Regions from separate parts of the Homo sapiens genome. Here region 2 is linked to region 1. The links are chromatin loops, found by intact Hi-C in ENCODE. Cell type or tissue: testis. All regions are shown on one strand. Region 1 has its middle 120 kb from the start of CPMER. Region 2 overlaps LOC105372981 (a long non-coding RNA gene).

Region 1 (4,000 bases):
CACACTAGCCCTTTTGCTTCTCCACAACTGGCCTGCAGATGTGAGGGGGGCCTGAGTGAGGAGATACATGGACCTGGGTTCAAATCCCAGCTCTGCCGCTCCCTAGCTGTTTGGCTTTTGGTAGATATTTTAATTCTCTGGGCCTTGGTTTTCCCACCTGTCCAAAGGGTGTCATGAGAACCATCATCTCTCAGAGTGGCCGTGTGTTTAGGGAAGGCAATGTTGATAAATAACTTGGCACAAAGTGAGACTTAGGAAATGGTGGCTCTTAGAACCAATGACCAGATCACCAGGAGCCATGATGCTGAAAGGTGTCACTACTTCTAAGCTTTGCTGTTCCTGCCTTTTCTGATCAGGCGCCTGCTGTTTCCTCTATGTCCCGGGAACAGCCCACGCTCCAGTTATCTGGAACTATTTATGATCCCAAGTCCAGTATGCCTTTCAGGCCTCCAAGATTTTAACCATGCTGTTCTCACTGCCTGGAATGAGCTTCCCCACCATTTCTCAAGAAAACTCCTACTGTTTCTACAAAATCCAGTCTAGGAGTCACCTTCTCAAGGAGGTTCTTCATGATCATCCTTCAACCCCAAGGCCCACCTACAGGCCCTGCCACATCTATTTGTTTGCCAGTCTCTCTCCATTAATCTTCAGTGGCTTGTGTGTAGTAATTACTCACTCCATCATACCCTTTAATAAGAGGTTAGCCAACGAACCGGCCGGCAGAACCCAGCAAGTTGAAATCTCAAGCCTTCTATTCTTAGGATTGTGCTCTTTTCCTGTCACCAAATTATAGGATGAGTGATAACTGTAAAGGCTGACACCAGCTGCTTCCTGCTGAACCCTGTGCTAAACAGTGCCGTCACCATCTCATTAAATGCCCCCACTGATACCGTGAGGTAGGAACTCTTATTATCCTGTTTTGCAGATAAGCAAGGCAAGGCATGGAGAGATGGAGAGGTGAAGTGGAGGGCCCGGGGTCTCCCAAAGGTGAGGAGCTGTGCCTGATACCTGCTTGACTCCAATGTTTGAGTCTCAGTTGTATCCCGTGGCCAATGAATAGACTGACTTGATGATGAATGGCTGGTGGAATGGCTGGTAGAATGACCACCTGTCAAGTGACAGGTGGAATGAATGAATGAATTAAGCAAAGAACAGAAGATGCAGAAACCCACATCTGGGTTGCTCCACAACAAGTCCCCTCAATGCCACCAACCCCAAGACAGATGCTGTAGTCCCCTCTCCAGCCATGTGGCTCTAGGGGCCCCGGGCAGCCTTGGTTTCCTGGCGAGCCCCATTCATCCCCTGACTCACAGCTCCTTTTGGTTATCTAGATGCTGCTGAATTCTGGGTCAGAGCTACCTGTTGGATGTGGATGCTGGGTCCCTCAGCCCTGGCAGGCACTCTTGCCTGGAGTTGCCAGGACTCCAGCAAGCAGGGAATGACCAGGTATCACTCCAGGGCCCAGTCCTCCTGCAGCTGATGGGCAGAAATTTGTCCACAGTGAGTTAAGACCCTCTTGGCCACTGCTTGTGTGTTCCTCCCACTCTGAGGCTCAGGACAGCTGGGGCAATGAGACAAAAGTAGGGCAATGGCAGCTCCTGCCTGTGGACGGACGCCGGGCATAATTCACACGGGAAAGGTGTCAGGAGCGTATTTTGACTACAGCGTCATGAGCTCCGGGATTCGGGTCTGCAAGTGCCATCCTGACAGATAAATTGGTCAGAATTCAACTGTCTGTGACAAAAGGGCTGATCTCCCCAACTGCTTTCCTCCTGGGACCCTGTGGCCCACAGGAGGGGGAGCTGGAAGTCCTTTGGCTTGCAATCGCCCAGCTTCTGAGAGGTCCAGCCCCTGGGCAGAGCCGGCAAGGGGGCTGGCTGCCTGCCCTGGTGCCTCCCCCAGCTCTGGACGCCCTTGCCAGCACATAGCTCAAGGCCGGTGCAGGCCTTCCTGGTGTGTGCACAAAAGACGGGAGAGCAGGTGGACAAATGGGGTTGTACCGAAAGGCTGTGACACTTGGGGACCTGGATGCTGTCTTGTTGTGTGTCCTTGGAACCTCTTTTTCCTCTCTGGGCCTCAGTCTTTCTTGTTTTAAAATGTGGAAGTTCATTACTTCTCTTTTTCCTTCCCTTCTTCCTTTTCTCTCTCCCATCCTTCCCTCACTCTTCCTTTCCTTTTTCTGCCTCTCTTCCTCCCTCCCTCCTCTTCCCTCTACCTATAGACTTTCATGAAAGCTCCTAAGTGTTATACACTATGCTGGGTGCTAAGAGTTAGGTAAGTCTTAACCCAGGAGGTGGAGCTTGTAGTGAGCCGAGATCGTGCCACTGCACTCCAGCCTGGGTACAGAGCGAGACTCTGTCTCAAAAAAAAAAAAAAAAAAAAAGGGGTAAGTCTTACAAGGGTCCTAGCCCTCAAGGCAGATTTTCCTTCATTCACACATTTATTCATTCAACAAATATTTACTCACCCCTGACCTTGTGCCTGGCTCTGGTAAACAGCAGGGCACTGGGAAGACAGGGCCCTTACCCCCCTGGAGCTCACAGTTCAGTGGGAGACATTAATCAAATCAATCTACCAATGAAGTCATGATTATTAATTGTGTTGAAGAGCTATAAAGTGAAAAAATAAAAAGTCTGGGATACAGAAAAGCAGGGAGTCCTATCTGGAGAGGGAGGTCTTGCAGAGGAGGGTATATACATATTTTTTGAGACGGAGTTTCACTCTTGTTGCCCAGGCTGGAGTGCAATGGCACGATCTCGGCTCACCACAACCTCCGCCTCCTGGGTTCAAGCGATTCTCCTGCCTCAGCCTCCCGAGTAGCTGGGATTACAGGCGTGTGCCACCATGTCCAGCTAATTTTGTATTTTTAGTAGAGACGGGTTTTCTCCATTTTGGTCAGGCTGGTCTCGAACTCCCGACCTCAGGTGATCCGCCCACCTCGGCCTCCCAAAGTGCTGGGATTACAGGCATGAGCCACTGCGCCTGGCTGAGGGTACATTTAAGTTGAATGGAGGTGGGCAAATTGGGGTGAGGAGCATCCCAGTAGAAGATGGGTCATGCCAAGGTCCGTGGTGGGATGGTCAAGACTCCAAAGGGGAGTCATGGTGATTCCAGAATTTCCGGGGGTGAGAGAGGCTCATTGTTTACCTCCTGGGCCACCTCAGTCTGGTCTGGATCTTGGCCCGTCTGAGATTTTACACTTTAGCCATCAGGGCTTCAGTTTTTGCATCTGTACAATGGGTGCACTTCTATTTGGGCGGTCCCTTTCACCTCTATTATTCTTTAGTTGCTGAGTAGAGCTAAAAGTTTCCTGGCACGTTTGACTTAAAGAGTCAGCAGAAGGAGGAGTTTTGACCTAGGTCTCGGCATCACACACGCCCTAGTCTGAATTCTGGCTCTGCTGCTCTAGGGCTGGTTGACCAAGCTACTTTACCCCTCCAAGTCTCAGTTCGTCTGGTCCATGAAAGGGTAGTTTACTAAATGTGAAAGGTCATCCTGAAGATTGAACCAAAGGACACAGCATTTGCCAAGGGGTGGTCTGAATTTCATCAGCAGAAGGAGCAAGACATGAGCAAACTTTCCACTTTCATGTATTTATTCCAGTGTATATTGGACACAAATAGAATGAGCACATTCTACCAGTACTTTCGTGGATGTTCTTGCCTCAGATGACACCGAGATTAAAAAAGTGTCCCCGAAAGTTAAAAAAATGATGGACAAATAGTGGGGGAAGGATTTATTTGAAGGGGCAGAAATGGTGAGAGTGGATGAATGGCCAAAGTGTGTCAGGTTCCAAGGGAGATCATGTGAAGTACTTAGCATCACGCTAAGGGCTCACCATGGCCTCCAGGATGGGTGGCTACAAAACAATGATGATGATGATGATGGTGATGGTGATGATGATGATGGTGATGATGATAGTGATGATGATGATGGTGATGATGATAGTGATGATGATGCTGATAATGATGGTGATGGTGATGGCGATGATGGTGATGGT
Region 2 (4,000 bases), 53 kb after region 1:
CAACCCGAGGAATTGCTGTTTGGGGTGCTTGGACCACACAGTAAACATTCACCAGTGCTTGAAAACTCCTTCTCCTAGAATTCCTGTCCCCAGAGACCTTCCTTCTCTGGAGCCCCAAGTCCCTGCCAACACCCATTCCACCCCCAAGGGACTCTCAGCACCCAGAGATTCCCTGTAGCAAACAGGCTCCCAGGAAACACCAAAGATTCTCTTTTTGGAGTTCTCTGAGGATGACAAACACTCCCGTTTCTCCTGTACCAAATTCCTTTTCTCAGCTCAGGGAGCCTTATCAAGCTGGACCATGTCCCATGTACTGTGAGTGACATGTCACAACCTGGTCTGGGCACAAGAGGCAGGTGAGTATATGATATAGCCTGATGGGCTGCCGCACATGTGAAATGGGTATGTGTTGGGAGAGCGGGATGTGGCTGGCAGGCTGAGTGGAGGGAAGGTTTCCCCTGGCTTTGCCAGAGCTATTTTATTTTATTTTGCCTTGTGTTTTGAGATGGGGTCTCACTATGCTGCCCAGCCTAGTCTCTAACTCCTGGGCTCAAAAAATCCTCCCACCTCAGCCTCCCAAGCAGCTGGGACCATAGGTGTATGGCACCATGCCCAGCTAATCTTCGTATTTTTTTGTAGAGACACAGTTCCACTTTGTTACCCAGGCTGGTCTCGAACTCCTGGGCTTAAGTAATCTTCCTGTTTTGGCCTCCCAAAGTGCTGGGATTACAGGTATGAGCCACGGCACCCAGCCAACTTTGCCCAGAGCTTTGCTCTCCACTTGGAGAGAGCCCAGAAAGGTGGAGAATTCCTACGGTCATCTGGGCAATGGCTACAGCAAAGTCAATGGCAAAGGAAAGTAAAGAACATTCCACGATATATATTTAGGAGGCTGGGAGACGGGAAAAGGAAATCAGGTTAGATTCTCAGAGTTCGCAGCCTAAGCAGGTCTCCAAGGTCCCCGAGAGAGGTTGTGGGATCCAGATGTGGACAGGGAAGGAGGAAGGGGGAGGGGAGGCAGCCCGGGGAGAGGGGGAGGTCTGTTCACAATTAGCCTTGATTTTGTGTGATGACATTCAAATTGTGGGCAAACATGAAAGCAGAGTGGTGAGGACACGTCTGTCCGAGAAGCTGGAGGATTAATCCGACGTGAAGGACGTGGGCCGAGGGCTGGTACCACATGGAAGCGTTTTGTGTGGGTTTTGATGTCCCGCCAGCTGAGGGGCCCTCCACCCCCACCCCTGCTCCCTCACAACTAGCTGACTCTGGGCGAGAGAGGTTAAGTCCCGAACACCAGGAGGTTCTACCTCCTGCGGAACTGCCCTCTGGCCTGCCCAGAACTGAAACCAGCATGGTGGCCCTGGATGTCCCCAGAAAGTCAGGCACTGGGGGGTACCCTGCTGGCTCCAAAGGTGACAGTGGCGGGCGAGTGTCTGTAAGCTATTTTCAATATTTCTGATATTACAAAGGCTGGGATAGCCCACATGCTGGGGGGTTGGCAGGCAACTGCCTTCTCATAAGGCTGTGTCGGGATAGGCCTTGGTTGGGAATCTTGGAATTTTATAGTTGAGGCCATTTGGGAGCCCCAGGGTCACCTAGCAAGGGTTCTGGCTCAGGATGAGCCTTCTCATTGAACTAAATCCAGGAAGAAGCATCATTCTGATGTCTCCTTACAGAGCTGAATGTTGGGACTGGAGAGAAAGATGTGGCCTAAGTTACAACTCCAGGCTCTACCCCTTACCATGTAAGTGCCCCTGACAGGAGCCAACCCTCCCTTAAGCCTCAGTTTCCTTGTCTGTAAAATGGGGAGAATCATCAGTCCTCCCTTGGAGGATAGATGTGAGAACTGGATGCTCTAGTGTTGATAAAACGGTAGCATCTAAGAAGCAAGCCAGTCAGTGGCTGTCACCATTTCCAGCCCTCTTGGAGATGGTGAGCTCTCAAATAGGGCAATTATCATTATCAGTGTTATTATTGACATTGCTGTTTATTGTTATTATGAAAGGGTTTTGTTAAAGACACAGAGTGTTACAACATGTGTCTGTTGCGAAAATTAGGGCAAGGATTCCTTTCCATCAATTCAGGCGGCAGGCTGCGGCTGTCCCCTCCAGACGCTCAGCTGTAGCCCTCCAGCCCCGTTGTTCGTGACCTGGGGCCCCATCACGTGCCGGTGGGCCGACTGCCAGGCATCTAAAGCCGTCTGGAAGCCCAGAGCCCCTTGGATCGGAGTGGAGGAGCGCATTTCACGCAGTCCCTGTGACCCCTGGAGGTCCCTGGGGAGACAGGAAGGAAGGGGCTCTGTTACGGTGGAGGAGGGGTTGGGAGAGGCTCTTTGGAGGAGAGAAGGAGTTGATGAAATTTCAGGATGTACAGAGGTCAGCTTCCAGCCGGCTTGTCTAGCTTAGAGAAAAGTGATCGCCACCCCAAACACGCTTCTTAATGAAGCACAGCCTGTGCTTACAAGCCATTCCCTTCCTGCCTTTTCCCTCTAGGAGGAAATTCTAAATCTTGAACACAAACGGCCAAAGAATTATATTTACATATATTTATATTTTATATTCACACATATCTAGGGAGCTGGGAGCAAGGGAAAAAAAAGACTAAGGTTTATTCTGGACAGCAGTGATGTTTCATAAGAGCAAATGAAGAGAGGTGAATAGTGGTCGAGCTTGCCTTGGTGTTTGAGCTTTAAACACAGAACCAGGTCTGTCCCTCTGAGGAGTAGAATTAAATTGTTCAAAGCAATAAATGGGAAAAGGTCTGCAAGTGTAATATGGATGGGAAGAGTGGGATAGGAAGGTGAACTTTGCATGGTTGTTCATGAGGGTTGGCCCAGCTGGGTCTAGGCATGAGGTCTAAGGGGCTGACTATCCATCTAAGTCAAATGAGGAAGCTTGCCTTGCTCTAGCGTGTTGCAGAAGAGAAAAGCAACAAGATCTGTACCCATGTGGGTAAATCAGAGAAAGATAGGAAGCAGGGAAGCTTGGCCATTCCATGCAGGAGAAGGCCCTGCCACTGGCAAACCTGGCCCAGTCACTGCCCCAAATCTAAGCAACTTGGGGTGACTCCTTCTCAGTGGGAGAGATAAGCTGGGGAAGGGGTTGTTGAGACAGGGCAAGCACACACCTGGAGCAATGTTAAACATGCACCTGTAATCCCAGCACTTTGGGAGGCTGAGGTGGGAGGATCACTTGAGCTCAGGACTTCGAGACCAGCTTGGGCCACATGGCAAAACCCTGTCTCTACAAAAAAAACCCAAAACAAAACAAAAAAATTAGCTGGGCATGGTGATGTGTGCCTGTAGTCCCAGCTACTCGGGAGGCTGAGGGAGGACGACGGCTGGGAATTTAAGGTTGCAGTGAGCCATGATTGTGCCACTGCACTGCAGCCTGGGCAACAGAGTAAGACCCTGTCAAAAAATAATAATAATAGAGTTCACATTCCCTTTCCCAGCAGAAAACATCAGGGACATGGGTGGGTAGTGCCCCTACAGGGCCGCACAGTTGGGCAAAGCTGTCCATTCAGGCCTTACCCCAAGTCCCTGTAGAAAAAGGGAGGCCCAGATACCTGAAGGTGCTGGGAGGTCATTTTTCTAGGAAGGCCCTATAATAAGACAGCCGTCTTCCTTCCCAGTAGGCTCCACACAGAGGACCCTGAGGCCTAGAAGTGACTTGGCCAAGGTCACTTGGCTGCTAGGCAGCAAAGCCAGCACTTGACCCAGGACTTTCTGACTCCAAAGACCAAACCCTTTTTAAAACTTATTTTTATGGAGATATTTTATACAAATAAAATGAAATACATAAGGTAGGCATAAGGGACAAAGCAAAACCAAACAAACAATAGCCTCTCCACCACCGAGCTTGAGAAATGCAATGCTACCCATGCGGCTAAGCCCTGTGGACTCCACCACACTTGCTACCTACCTGTCTCTATTGCCAAGGCTAACCCCTCTTCCGGGTTCAGGGTTGGCTCTTTGTTAGTGACTTATTACGTGTATAAG

What was found. A loop is a pair of places that touch in the nucleus more often than their neighbours do. Peaks named below come from ENCODE experiments on the same cell type or tissue, not always from the same donor. Only the 100,000 strongest peaks of a DNase experiment are listed, where the experiment ranks them.
Region 2: a loop joins it to region 1, with 5 times the contacts of the local background. A loop is called at or near these places in 1 of 110 quality-filtered maps.

Annotation. Positions count from the first base shown.
Region 1 is chr22:27,589,151-27,593,150 of GRCh38, reverse strand. No RefSeq gene overlaps it. Among named protein-coding and RNA genes, the nearest start is that of CPMER, 120 kb to the left of the region's middle. RefSeq lists an enhancer at 1,368-1,867. In testis, no CTCF peak of the experiment used is centred here; DNase peaks (open chromatin) are centred at 370 and 1,890.
Region 2 is chr22:27,535,906-27,539,905 of GRCh38, reverse strand. The region is part of intron 1 of LOC105372981 (a long non-coding RNA gene); the gene reads left to right. Among named protein-coding and RNA genes, the nearest start is that of CPMER, 180 kb to the left of the region's middle. In testis, no CTCF peak of the experiment used is centred here; a DNase peak (open chromatin) is centred at 2,235; H3K27ac peaks cover 669 bases.